Regions from separate parts of the Homo sapiens genome. Here region 2 is linked to region 1. The links are chromatin loops, found by intact Hi-C in ENCODE. Cell type or tissue: HepG2. All regions are shown on one strand. Each heading gives the region's core, and the rest is flanking DNA. Links, peaks and the distances in the headings are about the cores only.

Region 1 (10,064 bases), core at 1,097-9,096:
GAAGAAGAAGAAGAAGGAGGAGGAGGAGGAGTGGGAGAAGAGGAAGAGGAAGAGGAAGGAGAAGGAGAAGGAGGAGGAGGAGAAGAAGACGAAGAAGAATAAGAAGAAGAAGAAGAAGAACAGAAGAAGAAGGAGAAGAAGAAGAAAGAACAAGAAGAAGGAGGAGGAGAAGGAGGGATGGAGAAGAAATGAATATTTCAGGCTGGGTAGTTTATGAAGAAAATAGGTTTATTAATATTTGGTTCATGGTTTTGTGGGCTTGTACAAGAAGGATGGCATTAGCACCTGATTCTGGTGAGGACTTCAGGAAGCTTCCAATCATGGCAGAAAGAGAAGGGGAGCAGACATCACATGGCAAGAGAGGGAGCAAGAGGGAGAGGGGAGGAAAGTGCCAGGCTCTTGTTTTAACAATCAGTTCTCTAGTGAACGAATAGAGTGAGAACTCACTTATTACCGTGGGGACAGCACAGAGCCATTCATGAGGGATCCACCCCCATGATTCAAACATCTCCCACCAGGCCCCAAGTCTGCCACTGGGGATCAAATTTCAACATGAGATTTGGAGGAGACAAACATCCGAAGGACATCAACCCCAAACCCACTTTCCCCTACTGTTAACATCTTACATGAGTATATTTGTTACAATTAACCAACACTGATACACTGTTATTAGCTAAAGTCCATACTTTATTTATATTTCCATAGTTTTTGCAAAATTTCCTTTTCCTGTTCCAGTATTCTATCAAGGGTACCACACTACATTGAGTCGTTATGTCTTTTTAGGTTCCTATCGTTTGTGACAATTTCTCAGACTTTCCTTGTTTTGATGACCTTTGAGGAGAACTAGTCAGATGTTTTGTAGAATTTTCTTCATTGGGATTTGTCTGATGTTTATCTGATGACTAGACTGCAGCTATGGGTTTTGGGGAGGAAGACAACAGAGGTAAAGTGCCATTTGTGCCGCATCATATCCAAGGTACCTACTAGCGACGTGATTTGACTGTTGGAGTTGACTTTCATCACCTGGCTGAGGTCATCACGTTTGTCAGTTTCTCCACTGTAAAGTTACTTCCCACCTGCCCCCGCCCCCGCCCCGCCACCCCAGCGCTTTCCATAAAACACTCTTGGAAAGGGAGTCATTATGTGCACCTCGCACTTTCAAAATGGGGAGTTACAGTTCCCCTCCTCAAGGACTGAGTTATCTAGATACAGAATTTGGAATTCTGCATGGGAGATTTCTCTTTTCTACCTGTTTGTTCAGTTATTTTTATCAGTATGGACTCATAGATATTTATTTCATACTTTTTGTTACAGTCCAATATTACCTTATTTATTTTGTCACTCAAATTTTTCCAGCTTTGGCCATTGGGAACTCTTTCAGTTAGCTCCTACCCCCACCATTTGTGTGTGTGTGTGGTGTGTGTGTAGTGTGTGTGGTGTGTGTAGGTAGTGTATGTGTGTGGTGTGTGTGTAGTATGTGTATTGTGTGTATGGTGTGTGTGTAGTGCGTGTGGTGTGTGTGGTGCATGTGGTATGTGTGTGGTGTGTGTAGTGTGTGTGTAGAGTGTGTGTGTGGCATGTGTGTGTAGTGTGTGTGGTGTGTGTAGTGTATGTGTAGTGTGTGTAGAGTGTGTGTGGCATGTGTGTGTGGTGTGTGGTGTGTGTGTGTGTGTAGCATTTCTTTACTTTCTGGCACTATCAGATGCTCTGGGCTCATCTTGTAGTGTTTCCTGCCCAAGTCCTATAAACAGCAATTTCTTCAAGGAGCCTTGGATCCTTTTATTGGAGAATGGTATTAGAAACCAAGATTTCAGTGCTACGTGTGCTTGTTGCTATGGAGTATCATTGCTTCTAGGCCCTCTCGCCTGACAGTAAGGAAATAAATGTGTGTATACTAGCCCGTGTGTGTGTGTGTGTGTGTGTGTGTGTATTATATATATATATAACTTTCTGTATGTAATCATCTGCATCTATATTAAGCTAAACATGAGTTCATTCTGGTATCTCCAATTCTAATCTGTTGCCACATGGATCATTCTAGCCTCCTCCTCAGGGGTCATTTTTATCAGAAGCAATGTTGCTTAGTAACATAGCAGACATATGTTTATCTGTTTCCAGGAAACAGAGCTTCCAAAGGTCAAATTCTCATGCAAAAGAGGAAAAGGTTTTGTTAACCCTTTACTTACATTCATCAGTGAGGCTCTCCACTGCTCTGAGGATAAAGAACAAATTACTTGGCCTGTAAGGCTCTGCAGTGACCTGACCTGCTAAGCCCAGGCTCGTCTCCTACCAGGTTCCTTATCAGGCCCTCCATGACAACCATACTGGTCTCCTGCAACTCTCAAACTCGTCACACACTTCCTTCTACCCCAAGGTCTTCGCCTATGCTAGGCGCTCTGCTGGACTTCTCTTTCCTCCCCTCTTTATCTGGTTGCCTTCTACTCATCCTTCTAATCTCAGCTCAGTCCACACTTTTACAGGAAGCCATTCCTATCCCCAAGACTAGGTTGGCACCCTTGTTTGAGGCTTGCACTCTATACTTTTATTTGGTAGCATTTACTATAACTGCAATGTTACATTTACTTATCCTTTTCTCCCACTAGAATACAAGCTTCCTGAGTGTAGGGATGGAGTCTACCTAGCTAACTAGTATATAATATTTGCCCATTTTCTCTGTTCTTTATTCAGTGAGCACTTATCCAGAGCTTCCTAGGTGTTAGCCCCTTTTCTAGTGTCTGGGGATACTGCAGGGAGGGAAACAGGCAAAAACCCTCTTCTTTTGGCACTTATTTTTTAGGGGAGGTGGCAATAAGCAAACAGAAACTAATGTCAGTTGGTAAGTGCTATAGAGAAAAATTCAGAGTGAGGGAGTAAAGAGTGCTGGGGCACTGCTATTTTTGAAAGGATGGCCTGGAATGGCGTCTCTGAGAAGGTGGCATTTGAGCAAAGACTTGAAGGAAGTGAGGGAAGGGGGTGAGTGCGGGAAATATCAGAAAGAAAAACGTCCCAGGCAGAAGGAACAGCCAGCGCAAAGGCTGAGGTAGGACAGCGCATGACTGAGGGAAGGAACAGTGAGTGCTTTAAAGGCGGTATCTCATCCCATTCCCATAACACTTCCTACATCCGTTTCACAGAGGAGGAAACCGAGCTCCAGGAGGGCAGTCCTTTACACCAGGGCACCCAGCTGTGGGGGTGGAGCTGGGATTTGAACAGGAGTGTGGTGCCAGGGCTAGCATCCCTTTGAAGTCTCTAACAACGGGCCAGGCCTCTGCAAGGCTGGGAGGAAATGGAGGCCTTCCCAGCCCTGGTGGACCTGCCTAGGGCTAGGCTATGCTGGCCTTGAAGGCACAGGCATCCATCATCCAGGGTGACTTCCAGTCTCCTGGTTGGGGAGGGCTGCACAGAACTTTGGAGGAGGGCAGGTCAGGCTCCGCTCATGAGGTGGCCGAGGAGCAGGACATGGCACACTCATTCGCCTGTCCTTCCACATGGCCAACTTCTGCTGGCCTTCCCAGAGCCCTCAAAGCCTGCACATTCACAATCCTCATGGACAGAAGTGGATACAGGCTCAGAGGCCAGAGGTACTAACCGAGACCACACGATTCAGCTGGTCACCGTGTCTTCCCGGAACCTGCACGATTCAGACCAAAGCTGTCTCTGGGGTTGGCGTGTGTTCCCCAAAGAGGAAACGTCTCCATGAATTTGGTACTCTAGGCACTTCGCTGGACTCATCTTAACTCCGGCCCTGTAAAGGAAAGAAGTGAAAGTCACCCCTTTTCACAGCCTGTTCACCCACACCCACCTAGGTCTTCTAGGTGATCAGACATGGGTCCTGCTCTCCAGGAGCTGCCAATCCGATGGAGGAGGCTGACCCTTAAACAAAATCACGACCGTCAGAGACAAGAGCAAACAGTGCGGGCAAAAGGAGAGCCCAGATGGAGGGGCCCGTGGGGTAAGTGGGTGTGTGCCCAGGGAGGGGTTCCAGGAGAAGAGGCCCCACAGCTGGGCCTTGGAGGGTGAGGGTGTGTTTGGCCATTGGCAATGCCCCCAGGAGAACACCCCTCTTGGGCGGAGCACTCCACTGTCCCACGGAGAAAAAAATTGCAGAGAAAAGGGGGAGGGGGATCGTCGGATTCTTTCTTGCAGCCTTCAGGTGGCGCCCTTGAGCCACGGAGCCGCAAGCGCCCGAGGAGACCGTCCCGACCTAAGGACCTCGGAGAGGACCCGGGGTCCTACCTGGGGGCTGCGTGCGGGGTGGGGGTGGGGGGAAGGGGAAGTGGCAGAGTGGGGGTGAGGAGTGGGGAGGCACCTGCGCTTGGCGCAATAGGGGCTCTCCGGTGGTGGGGAGGGATCTTCTTCAGCAGCCCCCGCCCGCCCCGCCCCTGCGCCCGTGGACCGCGGGCTCCAAGCCCCAGTTCCCTAAGCCCAGGCGCCGGCGATCCAGATCTGCCTGGAGGGGAGGGGAGGACGGTGGATCGGAGCCCCCGCACCCTCGCCCCAGCCCATCACCCGCCTTCCTGTCCCTCTCCTTGCTAACTCTCCGGGCGCCCTCGCCGGCCGCGGGCGGAGCTCCCTCCGCGGCGCTCGGCGAGCCCCGGCCCCCGCCCCTTCTCCCGTCCCTCCGTCCCCGGATCCCCCCCCCGCCTCCCCAGCGGCCGCCACCGCCGCCGTACAGCTCCGCGCGGCGCGAGTAGGTACGTGCGCCTCGGCAGTGGCTCCGGGCCGGGCCGGGAAGGGGGCGGGAGACCGGGAGGGCGAGGCGGTGGCGGCCGGGCCCGCGCCCTCCGGGCTGCGCCGCAGGAGAGAGACCCCCGCAGGCGAGACCCCCGCAGGCGTACGCCGGCTGCAGGAAGGCGGACGGGCACCGGAGAGGACGCACCCTCGCCCGCCGGCGGCCGGGCGCCCTTCGCCCCAGCGTGGTGAGGCGGGGAGGGAGGCCCGGCACAGGTACGCACGCGGAGAGGGGACCGCTGGGGGCGGCAGGAGGCCGAGGGCCGGGGGCGGGGAGTGGCGGCGAAGGACGGCGAGCCTGACCTCGCGGCCCGCCGAAGGACATGCGACCAGGGGACCCGGCCTCCCCGGGCCTCCGCCTGGTCCGGTTCGGCCTTCCGGGTCCCGCGTCTGTGGGCAAGGGCAGGAGCAGGGGGTGTGGACTGGGCCGGCGGGAGCGGGCGCGGTGGGCAGCCGGCGTGCTGGGGCTTTCTGCGCGCAACTTTGGGTACAACAGCGTGGACCTGCGTGTGCGTATCTGCGCGCCCCAAGGCTTTGTGTACAACTCGTGCGTGTGTCTATCGACTGGGTTTTGTGAAGCTTCACCCACAGCCGCTGTGCGTCCCTCTCTCCGGGTGTCAGTGCGCGCGGCGGGTGGGGTATTGGGCCCCTGCGGGTCTTGGTGGATCTGGCTTGGGTCTCACTCCCAGGGGCACTTTGTGTGTGTGTGTGTGTGTGTGTGTGTGTGTGTGTACGCGCGTGTGCGTGTGACGGGGTACTCGCGTGGCCCGAAGATCCGAGGGTCACACTACGTGACTTCTGGGTGTCTGTGGGTACTGCTGTGGGAACAGCTGCTGGGGGAGTGTGTGTGGAACTGGAGTGTTCCTTTCAGGACCTGTCTGACTGCAGATGAAATTAGTAACTGGTGGGGTCGTGGGGTGTGAATGGTGGGCGGGAGCAGCTATGTCAGTTGGTGTGTTTCTGCTTATGTTAGGGTAATTGGGCACGGCCTTTGTGTAACTGGTGAATATCTCTGAACCTGGGCATGAAACAGAGAGATGTCCTAACTCTGGGTGAGAGGAATCCTCATTTTTCTCTGCCCTCTCACTGTGGCATCCTAAGAAAAAAGTTTTGGGTTCCTGCAGCATGAAGGAGAGCTCTGCTCCCAGAATTTGGGAGCTCCAGATTTCTTCCAGGGTGTGGAGGCATCAATATATCAGTCTGGGAAAGGGGTTCCTGGGCCACTCCAGGAGCTGAGTTGGGTGGAAGGTGCTGAGGGTGTGGGTGGGGGCCACTTCTGAGCACCCATGTGGCACCCACTGCTGGTCCCTGTTTGTGGCTGGGCACTCAGGAAAATGTTTTTGGTGCTAAGAGTAAAAAGCCAACCAACAAACACATCTCTTTTTTCTGTCTATTCACTGGAAAGTAAAAGCAGTCTGGGCGCAGGCTGGGGACCCAGATGGAATTCAAACTTATGCCTGCTCTCAAGGTGCTCACGGTTGCTGATAAACAGCTGGATAAAATGAAGAGTCTATGAGTGAGGGATGCAGAGCCAGGGAAGGCTGGTGGAGTGATGCCACCAGCACAGGGGTATGAGTTTGCAGGTTTGTACATGATAATAATTCTTAGGGAATCTGCATTCAACTCCTGTCCTCCACCCTCCCATACATGCCATGGGATCTTGGCCATGTTTTATGAAATAGAGACAGTAATTCCGGATCGTGGGGCTGGTGAGGGTGATATGAGATACTCCTGCATGAAGTGTCGGGTACATGGCTCAACAGCTAGTAGGTGCTTGGTAAACATTTACTAAATTGAGACTCTGGAAAGAGAGACGTAGTGATAGAAATGGGCTGTAAAGGGAAAAGAGCTTTGTACTCACATGAAAGGCCCTATATGTGCTAAGAGGAGGTGTCTGATGCTAGTCCATATTGACAAGAAGGTCAGAAAGATTGAAAAACATGTCTTCCTGCACTGAGGCTCTTTGAGTTTCATTCATTCATTCATTCCATTCATCCTCACTTCATTTGCTCATATTTACACACACACACACACACAAACACACACACACACACACACACACAGAGAACGAACCACAGTGCACTGGAGAATAAACTCCGGCATGAGAATGCAGAGAATCGTGTGTGTGTGCATGTATGTGTGCGTAGACACACCGGAGCATGTGAGCCACTCTGCACCTGGTGGTCTCTGTAGCCCATGGCTTGTGCGCCTAGGGCTCTGAGTGTATGTGCCCTCAGGCCATCAGTGTATACAAGGAATGATGCAGTTCTGCTGTGGATTAGGAATGACACATGCCAGGCAGGGAAGGGGGCTGAGGTGGGACCTGTCGGGGAGAGGCTAGATCTGCCTAAGAGCCCCGATTGCCAACTCCAGGCGAGTGTTACAAGGGAACGGGGGCCTAAGGTGGCCAGATTCTTTCATTTTGCAGGAGAAGCCAGGAATCCAACATTTAAAATGTAAAATCTAAAATCTTTTGCTTTTTATACATTTGCAACTAATTCACCAAAAACAAATGAACAGGCCAGGAACAAAACAAAGCAAAACTTCTATCAGCCAAATATGGTCCCCGGGCTGTAAGTCAGTATCCTTCAGCGGGAATGCACATGTGCTGTCTGTGTCTGGGTGGGTTTGTGTTCAGGTTCTTGGGTGGGGTAACTCCTCTTGCAGCACAGAGAGTGTCCCTCTTCTCGCCTCTCCCTCCCGGTTCCCCTCCTGTGGTTCTAGTCCAGGTCCCCACACTTCTGTTTACATAAAGGCATTTGGCTTTGACCTAGTCATGGCTCTCCAGTCTGCCCCTTCCTCTTGGCCCTTTTAGCCATGCCATCCCCAACCTGCTGGCTTCCTTGCTGGACCCCCATCCTCCACTTTGCCCCCTCCCATCTCATCAGTCCTCCTTTCTTCTGAAGCCGAGGCACTTCCTGCTCCAGCTCCTCAGCTCTGCATGGCTCTCGGGCTCCTTGGCCTGGCTTTCAGAGTCCTCTGTGAGCCGGCCCCAGCTGGCCTCTGAGGCAGTCTGTTCCCCTTTCCAGAATGCCCTCATCACCTTCCATTGCTGGGAAGTATCCAATTCATCTTCTGAGATCTGGCTCAAATGCCACCAACTCCCAGAAACTTCCCTTCCTCTTTGTTCCCACAACAACTTCTGCATTTCTACCCCCTCCCCCACCCCTCCGTCATCCTTCCCTCATACAACAAGGTCCATGGATTGCACTGGCCAGGGTCTTGCATGCACTATTTTATGAAATCCTCACAACAACCTTATGAGGGAGGCATTTTATTCATTACCATTTTATAGATAAGATGAAGACCGAATCTGGAGAGGTCACATCACTTGCCCAAGCCCAAGTGGTGAAGCTGGGATTTGAGCCTGATATTCACACTACCTACATTCCCTCCAGTATAATAGGAACTCATCGCTAACTTTGAGCACTTAGTGTTCTGAGTACTTCGTATAGGTTATCTCAATCCTACTCCAGCTTTGCGAACTAGAGGGTAGTAGTAGTATTATTTTATAGGTGGGGAAACTGAAGCCAGACAGGATTAGTGAATTGCCCACAGCCATACCCCACCCGGTGGTAGAGTGGGATCTGGGCTTGGATCACACTGTTCTGTCATCGTCTTATTCCCTGTCTTCCCCTCTGTCTGGCAGACACCCCCAAGTGGGAATTGTGCCTGACTCACCTTCATGTGCTTAGGGACTGGTATGATGTCCTCCACAACAGGGAGAGGTTGCTACATTCAACTGACTTTCTTTTTTCTCTTCCAGCTGCCAAGGGGCCAAGGGATGAGCTGGGGCCCTCCTTCCCAATGGCATCTCCCCCTGGTCTGGAACTGAAGACACTGAGCAATGGTCCCCAAGCCCCAAGGAGATCAGCTCCCCTGGGCCCAGTGGCCCCAACCAGGGAGGGTGTGGAGAATGCCTGCTTCTCCTCAGAGGAGCATGAGACCCATTTCCAGAACCCTGGGAACACGAGACTGGGCAGCTCACCCAGTCCCCCTGGGGGTGTCTCCTCACTGCCCCGATCCCAGCGGGATGATCTGTCCCTTCATTCAGAGGAGGGGCCAGCCCTGGAGCCCGTGAGCCGCCCGGTGGATTATGGCTTTGTTTCCGCCCTCGTTTTCCTGGTGAGTGGGATTCTTCTGGTGGTGACAGCATACGCCATCCCCCGTGAGGCTCGAGTCAATCCGGACACAGTGACAGCGCGGGAGATGGAACGACTGGAGATGTACTACGCCCGCCTAGGCTCCCACCTGGACAGGTGCATCATCGCAGGCCTCGGGCTGCTCACGGTGGGCGGCATGCTCTTGTCGGTGCTGCTCATGGTCTCCCTGTGCAAGGGCGAGCTGTACCGCCGGAGGACCTTCGTCCCCGGCAAGGGCTCCAGGAAGACCTACGGCTCCATTAACCTGCGCATGAGACAGCTCAATGGGGATGGGGGCCAGGCCCTGGTGGAGAATGAAGTTGTCCAGGTCTCAGAGACTAGCCACACCCTCCAGAGGTCTTAAGAACTAGCCCACCTTATCTGGCTGCTTTAGCTCCAGTGCTACAAGGTCCACCCCCTGCTCCCGCCCACCTGACCCCTGCCAAGGCCCTGGGGTTTTAAACTGAGCTCACATAGGGCCTTGTGGAAGAAGTACTGGGTGCTGGAGGGAGAGCTCGGGGCCCAGCCCATGCCCCACACGGGCAAGCAGCCCACTGATCTGTTTTGTAGCTGAGGTTTTGCATACGGTTTTGTTTGGAGGATGGCTTCTGCTGCTAAAAATACAAAAGTTTGGAAACCGCTGCTCTTGGAGGATGAGGTTTCTTGGCATTTCTCAAGATTGGGAGCTGTTTGAAAGGTTGCCCATCCTCTTCCCTCATGCCTTGGGGAGTGAGGGACCTCTGCTGTCCTTATTGGCTGAGTGAGGGTGTTGATTGGCCGTGGAGGGGTCCCTTTCAGCCCTGATCATCTAAGGTGGGGGAGGTGGCTTCATGATGAGGGGAGAAGTCAGCACCAGAGTGACCCCCAGTACCCCCACTGACTAAACTGTGATCCTACCCTCACCAGGCCTCAGTTGCCCTGCCTTCAAGTGAGGGGGTTGGACTGGATGACCCCTCAGGTCCCTCTAGTTCTTCCCTGGGAATGGGAACCCAGTCTCTATCTCCAGTCACCCCTCCAGGGCAGGAAGGCATCCACCAGGCACTAACCATTCTCCCTGCCATTTTCTGGCCTGACCTCAGGGACCACCACAGCCAGCAGCTCTCATGGTCTCAGGGAAGAGCTCCCTGGTGGGGTTGGGTTCAGTTCAAAGTTTGCTACAGCCTGGTTTTGGTCTTGGGGTCTAATTTCCTG
Region 2 (10,064 bases), core at 790-8,789, 370 kb after region 1:
CGGTACATCTGCTCTTGGGTTTGGGGCCAGGGGTCCAGGCATTTGTCCTCTCACTGTCCACCTCATGGGACAGGCAGGGAATGTGAGGTCCAGGCCTGACCCAACTTCCCTGTCCTGGGGCCTGGACTCTTCCTAAGGACCCAGGACAGAGTCCTGCAGAGGGAAGAGGAAGGAGAAGGCTGAGGGTGCAGAAAGAGCCAACAGCAAGCCTTCAGCCCTCAGCCAGCTAGGGTCATACACAGAGGTAGGGGACAGGGCCCCAGAAGTCTGAGGTCCCTGAGATCAGAGAATCGCAGTGCAGGCTGTAACCCGCAGCCCCGGCAGGAGAGGGTTCTCCCCTCTGTAGCTGTGTCCCCTCCGTCAGTGCTGCCCCAGTTTCCCCAGCTCAGGAGAGGCACCCTCCACTCATTGCTCAAGCAGAAGCCTCAAAGTCACTCTCAACTCCACCTTCACCCCCAAATCCAGTCGGGTCCCCCTCTTCAATGTCTCCCCTTTTATTCACTTAGTCAACAAATGAATCTTAGTTTGGGAGGCCGAGGCAGGCAGATCACTTGAGGTCAGGAGTTTGAGACCAGCCTGGCCAACATGGCAAAACCCCGTCTCTACTAAAAATACAAAAATTAGCCGGGCGTGGTGGCGGGCGCCTGTAATCCCAGCTACTCGGGAGGCTGAGGCATGAGAATCACGAACCCCGGGAGGCAGAGGTTGCAGTGAGTGGAGATCGTGCCACTGCACTCCAGCCTGGGTGACAGAGTGAAACTTTGTCTCAAAGAAAGAGACAGAGAGGGAGGAAGGGAGGGAGGGAGGGGGAGAGGGGGAGGGGGGAGAGAGCGGGAGGGAGGGAGGGAGAGACAGAGAGAGGGAGGGAGGGAGGAGTAGGAGGAGAGAGGGAGGGAGGGAGAGAGAGAGAGGGGGGGAGAGAAAGAGAGAGGGAGAGAGGGGGAGAGAGAGAGAATCGCAGGCGCAGGTTCCCCTTTCCCACCGGAATGGATTTTTTGGTCAAATCCGTCAGAAGGCGACCTCTGCTGGCGAGTTTTTAAAACTGCAATCCCTCCGGTCGCCTTAAAGGACCAAGAACAAGATCCCGCCAGCTGCATAAAATCAGAAGCTGGGCCCGGCGCGGTGGCTCACGCCTGTGATCCCGGCACTTTGGGAGGCCGAGGCGGGCGGATCACGAGGTCGGGAGATCGAGACCGTCCTGGCTAACACGGTGAAACCCCGTCTCTATTGAAAATAAAAATAAAAAAAGATACTAGCCGGGCGTGGTGGCGGCGCCTGTGGTCCCAGGCCCGGGAATGGCGTGAACCCGGGAGGCGGAGCTTGCAGGGAGCCGAGATCGCGCCACTGCACTTCGCCCGGGCGACAGAGCGGGACTCCGTCTCAAAAAAAAAAAAAAAAGAAAATCAGTCAGAAACTGGTGGGGCACGGTGGCTGACGCCTGTAATCCCAGCACTTTGGGAGGCCAAGGCGGGCGGATCAAGAGTTCAAGACCAGCCTGACCAACATGGAGAAACCCCGTCTCTACTAAAAATACAAAATTAGCCGGGCATGGTGGCACATGGCTGTAATCCCAGCTACTCAGGAGGCTGAGGCAGGAGAGTCGCTTGAACCCGGGAGGCGGAGGTTGCGGTGAGCCGAGATTGCGCCATTGCGCTCCAGCCTGGGCAACAGGAGCGAAACTACGTGTCAAAAAAAAAAAAAAAATCTGAAACTACGCCCCACCCCTCACTCATTCTACAGATGAGGCTATTGTGACTCACCTAGAATTAAGCTCTGGTCTCCTCCACCACTGCCCCTGCCGGCCTCCCAGCAATTGTTTTCCACAGCTGCACAACACCCTCTGGAAGGATGCTGCCATGCTGCCTGGCTTGCGCCTACCTCAGGCTTCGGCACTCCTGACACCCCAGAGTAGCCCCTACCCTCCCTCCCTAGCTGGGTGGGAAAACTATGCCCCATCCTGGGCTGGACTTTCCATCCGCTGCACCCCTGGATTCCTATCCTAAAGTCTGGCATCCATTTGCCATCCACACACCTGGAAGCTGCTCACCTGCCCAGTTTCTCCCGCTTGGGTAAAGGGACTATTCCTGGATCTGTATCATGTGCAGATGGCCCCAGCCTCCCCCCATCTCCAACCCCCAGCATGCCTTAGGCTGTCATTATTCTTCTCACGGGACAGGGCCAAGAAGAGGAAAGGAGGTCCCAGGTGTGGTCTGAGCAGAGCAGAGGGGGCTGTCACCTCCCTTGAGCTGCACGTAAGACTTCTATTGATGCAACACAAGATAGCATTTAATTTTTGTTGTTGTTATTGTTCCTTTTTTTTTCTCTTTTCCTTTTTTTTTTTTCTTTGAGCCGGAGTCTTGCTCTGTTGCCCAGGCTGGAGTGCAATGGCGCAGTCTAGGCTCACTGCAACCTCTGCCTCCCAAGTTCAAGCGATTCTCCTGCCTCAGCCTCCTGAGTAGTTGGAACTGCAGGCACGTGCCACCACACTCTGCTAATTTTTGTCTTTTTAGTAGAGGCAGGGTTTCACCGTTTTGGCCAGGCTGGTCTCAAACCCCTGACCTCGTGATCCTCCTGCCTCAGCCTCCCAAAGTGCTGGGATTACAGGTGTGAGCCACCGCTCCCAGCCTTTTTTTTTTTTTTTTTTTTTTCATTTTTTAAAGTAATTTTTAATTTGTGGTTATATAATAGCAGGGTTACAGATTCCTGGAAAGTTAAAATGTTTCAGTTTAGTCTAAAGTCCCCTTTGGGGGCCCGGTGCAGTGACTCACGCCTGTAATCCCAGCACTTTGGGAGGCCGCAGCAGGCAGATCACCTGAGGTCAGGAGTTTGAGACCAGCCTGGCCAACATGGTGAAACCGAAACCCTGTCTCTACTAAAATAAAATACAAAAATTAGCTAGGCGTGGTGGCGGGTGCCTGTAATCCCAGCTACCTGGGAGGCTGAGGCAGGAGAATCACTTGAACCTGGGAGACAGAGGTTGCAGTGAGCTGAGACTCTGTCTCAAAAAAAAAAAAGAAAATTAAAGTCCCCTTTGATCACTCCTCATTTTCCTTTTTGTCCCCTGCCCCTCTCTACACACACAATAACAAAAGTAACCACTGTTGTCAATTCGACATTTACCTTTCCAGATTTTCCCTGTAGATGTGTATGTGGTAAATACACACTCCCCAAACTAATATGTAGAATTTATGGGAGGCTGAGGCGGGCAGATCACGAGGTCAGGAGTTCGAGACCAGCCTGACCAACATGGTGAAACCCCGTCTCTACCACAAATACAAAAATTAGCTGGGTGTGGTGTCACACGCCTGTAATCCCAGATACTCAGGAGGCTGAGGCAGGAGAATTGCTTGAACCTGGGAGCCGGAGGTTGCAGTGAGCCGAGAACGTGCCACTGCACTTCAGCCTGGGCGACAGACTGAGACTCCGTCACACACAAACACACACACACACACACACACACACACGCACAAAGGAATTTATTTGTGGAGATTTTTTTTTTCACATAAATGGGATTATACTGTACATATTTATCCTGGAAATTCCTTTTCTTATTTTTTTTTTTTAGATAGAGTTTCCCCTGTCAGCCTCCCAAAGTACTTGGGATTACTTGACCTCGCCAAGTTTTGGGATTACAGGCGTAAGCCACTTCACCTGGCCTATCCTGAAATTTATTTTTCCCCTCTGTTCTGGGCTTTTGGGCTCAACTGTGGGCATAAGGGGGTTTTGGCTTTGCTGGGATCTGCATCAATGCTGCAGGCTCTTAGGGGAGCTAAACGGTCCTTACCTGGCGTGGAGGCCCCCTCAGAAGGCCCTCTCTCTGCCTTCTTCTCCCACATGTCCTTTTACCCACTCCCCTTTCTTCCATCTCCCACCTTTTTCTCACCCTAGCATTAAGGCCCCACACAAGCCATTGGTGAAAAGGTCGTTAAGTCACCAGATGCTTTTTTTAAAAGGTTTGTCTCCAGAATGTGGGCTCCCTGCGCCTCCTGGTGGCTCCTTTGAGTAACTGCAGCGGCACTGTCAGCCCCTAATCCATTCATTCATCCTTCAATCCCTCCACCCATCAATGCCTTCACCAAGCACTGCCCACCTACTGACTACCGCGTGAACCCTCTCTGTGCGAGCCCTGGGAGAAAAGACACGGAATGGAATATCTCTGCCCTGGACACTCTCCCGCTAGAATGTGAGCTCCACCGTGACCTGCCAGAAGAGTCTACAAGTTGGAGGGAGCAGCACTTTGTGCTGAAACCCATGGTCCAGGCACAGCTCCTTTGGAAGGCAATTGGGTGATCTCTCTCAAGTTCACTGCCGGGAATTAATTCTGCAGATATTCTGTCCATGGGCAAAATGACAGACTGACAGAATGTTTATTGCAGTATTGTTTTTGTTTGTTTTTTGAGACAGATTTTTGCTCTTGCCCAGTTGGAGTGCAATGGCGAAATCTAGGCTCACTGCAACCTCTGCCTCCTGGGTTCAATAGATTCTCCTGCCTCAGCCTCCCAAGTAGCTGGGTTTACAGGAGTGCGCCTCCACGCTAGGCTAATTTTAGATTTCTAGTCGAGACCAGGTTTCACCATGTTAGCCAGGCTGGTCTCGAACTCCTGACCTCAAGTGATCCACCCATCTTGGCCTCCCAAAATGCTGGGATTACAGGCGTGAGCCACCGCACCCGGCCTGCGGTATTGTTCTTGATGGCACATGGTAAGCACCTAGTAATGGCAGTGGGCGACATTTGTCCTGGTGCATCTGGATAATGGAACACCATGCGCTAGCGGAAGGAGCCCCACCTGCCCTGCAGGTTCACCTCTGACCTCGCCTTTCCCTCACTCTACTCCAGCTATCCTGCTCTCAGAGCCAGCACCAGAGACAGCTTGCCACCTTTAGGTCTTGCCAGTCATCCTCCTGTGATCCACTCCTCCTCAGAGGGGCTCTACTGGCTGCCCCCACCCTGCACCTGTCCCCACTCGGTCCTCCCTCCACTCCAGGTCCCTCTCACTTTTTTCCTACAGAAAGCATCTTATAACATACTAAACCATGTATTTATTTATTTGTTGTATTTATTATCTATTGTCTATCTCCTTACACTAGAATGTCATCTCTCCAATGGAAAGGACTTTGTTTATTTTGTTCAGTTTTATATCCCAAGCACTTCTCATAGTGCCTGACATAGAGCTGACGATAAATATCTGTTGAACAAAGGAATGAATTCAAATGAATGAGTGAAGCCAATGAATGAGTGTCTCAATGTACAGAACACAGAAAGATCTGTAAGACATATAAGAGGAGAAAGGAAGCTGCAAAGTGATGTGTGTGGTGTGCTCCCCTGCATAAATAACATGGGTGGAATGCTGTTCTGTAAACCTAAGGCCGGGCTCAGTAGCTCACGCATGTAATTCCAGAACTTTGGGAGGCCAAGGCAGGCAGATTGCTTGAGCTCAGGAGTTCAGGATCAGCCTGAGCAACATGGCAAAACCCCATCTGCACTAAAAATATAAAAATAGTAGCCCAGCGTGGTGGTGCACATCTGTGGTCCCAACTACTCAGGAGGCTGAGGTGGCAGGATCACTTGACTCTGGGAGGCAGAGGTTGCAGTGAGCTAACATCGTGCCACTGCACTCCAGCCTGGGCAAGAGGTGACAATGAGACCCTGTCTCAAAAATAAATAAATAAATAAATAAATAAATAAAAATAAACTTATAATCGCTCAAAAAAATAAAGTATATTAAATAAATAGCAACAGGCCGGGCACGGTGGCTCACGCCTGTAATCCCAGCACTTTGGGAGGCCAAGGCGGGTGGATCACCTGAGGTCAGGAGTTTGAGACCAGCCTGACCAACATGGTGAAACCCCATTTCTACTAAAACCACAAAAATTAGCTGGGCATGGTAGTGCACACCTGTAATCCCAGCTACTCGGGAGGCTGAGACAGGAGAATCACTTGAACCCAGGAGGCAGAGGTTGTGGTGAGCCGAGATCGCGCCATTACACTCCCGCCTGGGTGACAAGAACAAAACTCCATCTCAAAATAAAAATAAAAATAAAACAAACAAATAAACAACAACAAAGTTTATAAACATTTCTGGAGATTACAAGGAAGGGAGAAATACATTGGTTTGGGGTTCATTCATTGATGTATGCAACAAGCATTTCTTAGGCTCCCAATATATACTGTTTGTATTAGATAAAGATATAAGGATAGGTTTCTTTGGAAAAGGTGGCATTTGAGACTGGCTTTGAAATATGGATCAGATCCTGCCAGAAAGAGACAGGCAGAAAGGATATTCTAATGGAAGGATCAGTATGGAAATTTTGGTGGCTCAGACGTACTACAAATACTTACAGAATTATTACCAGAAAGGGGTACCAAACCAGACCCCAAGACAGGGTTTCTGGACCTCACACAAGAAGGAATTTGGGGTGAATCCATAGAGTAAAGTGAAAGCAAGTTTATTTAAGAAAGTAAAGGAATAAAATAATGGCTACTCCATAGGCAGGGCAGTGGCATGGGCTGCTCAGCTGAACATACTTATAGTTACTCCTTGATCGTATGCTAAACAAGGGGTGGATTATTCATTGTTTTACCAGGAAAGGGATGGGCAATTCCCAGAACTGAGGGTTCGTCCCCTTTTTAGACCATGTAGGGTAACTTCCTGACGTTGCCATGGCATTGGTAAATTCTCATGGTGCTGGTGGGAGTGTCTTTTAGCATGCGAATGCATTATAATTCCTATATAATGAGCAGTGAGGACGAATCGAGGTCACTTTCATCCCCATCGTAGTTTTGGTGGATTTTGGCCGGCTTCTTTTACTGCATCCTGTTTTATCAGCAGGGTCTTTGTGACCTGTACTTGTGATACCAGTCCTGCCAAACTCCTATCCCATCCTGTGACTAAGAATGTCTGACCTTCTGGGAAAGCAGTTCAGTGGGTCTCAGCCTTATTTTACCCAGCCCCTATTCAAGATGGAGTTGCCCTGGTTGGAAGGCTTCTGACAGAATGGTAAGCAGTTCTGGTTGTAAGTAGCAAAGCCTAAAGTACAAGAAAAACATGGGCCAGGCATGGTGGCTCATTCATATGATCCCAGTAATTTGGGAGGCTGAGGTAGGTGGATCACTTGAGGTCAGGAGTTCGAGACCAGCCTGGCCAAGATGGTGAAACCCGTCTCTACTGAAAATACAAAAATTAGCTGGGCGTCATGGTGCATGCCTGTAATCCCAGCTGCTCGGGAGGCTGAGGCACGAGAATCACTTGAACCTGGGAGGCAGAGTTTGCAGTGAGCTGAGATTACGCCACTGCACTCCAGCCTGGGCAACAAAGCGAGACTCCATCTCAAAAAAGAAAAGAAAGAAAGAAAGAAAGAACACGTGAGAAAGTGTGGGGAAAAGAAAGAGAAATCAGATTGTTACTGTGTCTATGTAGAAAAGGAAACATAAGAAACTCCATTTTGATCTGTATTAAGAAAAATTGTTTCTGCTTTGAGATGCTGTTAACTTGTAACTTTATCCCCAACCCTGTGCTCACAGAAACATGTGCTGTATTGGATCAAAGTTTAATGGATTTAGGACTGTGCAGGATGTGCCTTGTTAATATGTTTGCAGGCAGTATGCTTGGTAAAAGTCATCGCCATTCTCCATTCTCTGTTAACCAAGGACACAATGCACTGTGGAAAGCCACAGGGACCTCTGCCCAAGAAAGCCTGGGTATTGTCCAACGTTTCCCCCAACTGAGACAGCCTGAGATATGGCCTCATGGGAAAGGAAAGACCTTACCATCCCCCAGCCCGACACCCATAAAGGGTCTGTGCTGAGGAGGAGGAGTGAAAGAGGGAGGCCTCTTTGCAGTTGAGATAAGAGGAAGGCTTCTCTGCTCATCCCTGGGAATGGAATGTCTCTGTGTAAAGCCGACCATTCCCATTCATTCTATTCTGAGATAGGAGAAAACCGCCCTGTGGCTGGAGGCGAGATATGCTGGCAGCAATACTGCTCTGTTGCTCTTTGCTACACTGAGATACTTGGGTAAAGAGAAACATAAATCTAGCCTTCGTGCACATCCGGGCACAGTATCTTTCCTTGAACTTACTCATGATACAGATTCCTTTGCTCACATGTTTCCCTGCTGACCTTCTCCCCACCTGTTGCCCTGCTACACTCCCCTTGCTAAGATAGTAAAGATCATGATCAATAAATACTGAGGGAACTCAGAGGCTGGCGCCGGTGCGGGTCCTTCGTATGCTGAGCGCCAGTGCCCTGGGCCCACTGTTCTTTCTCTGTACTTTGTCCCTGTGTCTATTTCTTTTCTCAGTCTCTCATCCCACCTGACGAGAAATACCCACAGGTGTGAAGGGGCTGGCCCCCTTCAATAAAGCTGTCACGGTTTATTGGTCCCAGTTGAGAAAGGAATTATATGTGAGGTTTAAGTAGTTTTCTTAACTTGGTAAGCAACAGGGAGTCTTTGAAGGTTGATATTAAGAATGTATTCTTAAATTTAAAATTAAAATAATATAAGACCAGGCACGGTGGCTCACACCTGTAATCCCAGCACTTTGGGAGGCTGAGGCAGGCAGAACACTTGAGGCCAGGATTTCGAGACCAGCCTGGTCAACATGGCAAAACCCTGTCTCTACTAAAAATACAAAAATTAGCCAGGCATGGTGGCGGATGCCTGTAATCCCAGCTACTCAGGTGGCTGAGGCAGGAGAATCACTTGAACCTGGGAGGCAGAAGTTGCAGTGAGCCAAGATCACACCACCGCACTCCAGCCTGGGCGATAAGAGCGAGACTCCATCTAAAAAAAAAAAATTAATTTAATTTAATTAAAATTAAAATTAAAATAATATAAGAGGCCCCTGTGAGACTATGACCTGCAGTGAGACCACAGCATCAGGGCTGTGGGTCTGACCTAAGGAGGAACTTCCTGCTGTGGTTTGGAGGGGAGCATCCCTGGGAGTCAGGGATTGGGGACAGGAGAGGCCTCCCTACTAGGGGCCTGATGGAGAACAAGCAATCCCTACTAGACCTCCAGCTCCCCTAAGGAGCAAGTTCTTGTGTCCCTGAGCCCTGACAACCCAAAATAATCAAAAGTGGCTGCCCAGCGAGGTGTCAGAGCCTCAGCATTGGAAAGTGGTCCACTCGTGGATTAGTAAGGAGAATTTACTGCTGGGCATGGTGGCTCATACCTATAATCCCAGCACTTTGGGAGGCCAAGGCAGGTGGATCATTTGAGGTCAGGAGTTCAAAACCAGCCTGGCCAACATGGTGAAACCTCATCTCTACTAAAAATACAAAAATTAGCTGGACGTGGTGGTGGACGTCTGTAATCCCAGCTACTCTGGAGGCTGAGGCAGGAGACTCACTTGAGCCCAGGAGGTGGAGGTTGCAGTGAGCCAAGATCATGCTACTGCACTCCAGCCTGGGCAACAAAGTGAGATTCCGTTTCAAAAAAACAAAAAAAGAAGAAGAATTTATGGATAATAGTATTGGTTTGAAAAAAGGAAAGTTTTATTAGAAAGAAAGAACTCTGTAGAAGAGTGCAGGCAAGAATCTCAGCAAGATAGGATGGAGAGTGCCAAGGTGGATTTTTCCTCAGGGGCATTTATGCACCTTAAAGCAGGAGCTTAAGGATAATTTGGTCCACATTAGCCACATAGGTCACGCTAAATGATTACATTTGTAGACATTTTCCTGCCTTGATGTCAGCAAGGGTTGCATAATGAGTTTCAATATGCATGCATTCCAGAGATGTTTAGAAATGCTACTTACTGCAAATCAAGAGTTATCTGAGACAAGTCTCAATCAATTTAGAAAATTTATTCTACCAAGGTCAAGGACACACCAGTGACACAGCCATAGGAGGTCCTGATAACATGTGCCCAAGGTAGTTGGGGCACAGCTAGGTTTTATACATTTTAGGGAGACATGAGACATCAGTCAGCAAATACGTAAGATGTACATCAATTCCATCCAGAAAGGTGAGACAACCTGAAGTGGGGAGGGGTTTTCCAGGTCATAGGTAGATAAAGGACAAATTGTTACATTCTTTTGAGTTTCTGATTAGCCCTCCACTGAA

Evidence for each region. Peaks named below come from ENCODE experiments on the same cell type or tissue, not always from the same donor. Only the 100,000 strongest peaks of a DNase experiment are listed, where the experiment ranks them.
Region 2: a loop joins it to region 1, with 4 times the contacts of the local background. A loop is called at or near these places in 14 of 110 quality-filtered maps.

What each region holds. Positions count from the first base shown.
Region 1 is chr20:1,180,021-1,190,084 of GRCh38, reverse strand. It overlaps TMEM74B (transmembrane protein 74B), which reads left to right and starts at 5,104. Exons shown (of 3, transcript NM_001304748.2): 1 at 5,104-5,783; 2 at 6,137-6,314; 3 at 8,498-9,515. The coding sequence starts at 6,284. The coding sequence ends at 9,237. In HepG2, for the core only: a CTCF peak has its summit at 4,156 (motif pointing right); DNase peaks (open chromatin) are centred at 2,104, 3,204 and 4,164; H3K4me3 peaks cover 3,189 bases.
Region 2 is chr20:810,129-820,192 of GRCh38, reverse strand. No RefSeq gene overlaps it. Among named protein-coding and RNA genes, the nearest start is that of FAM110A, 19 kb to the left of the region's middle. RefSeq lists a silencer at 2,434-2,610. In HepG2, for the core only: CTCF peaks have their summits at 1,025 (motif pointing left) and 3,983 (motif pointing left); DNase peaks (open chromatin) are centred at 1,032 and 3,982.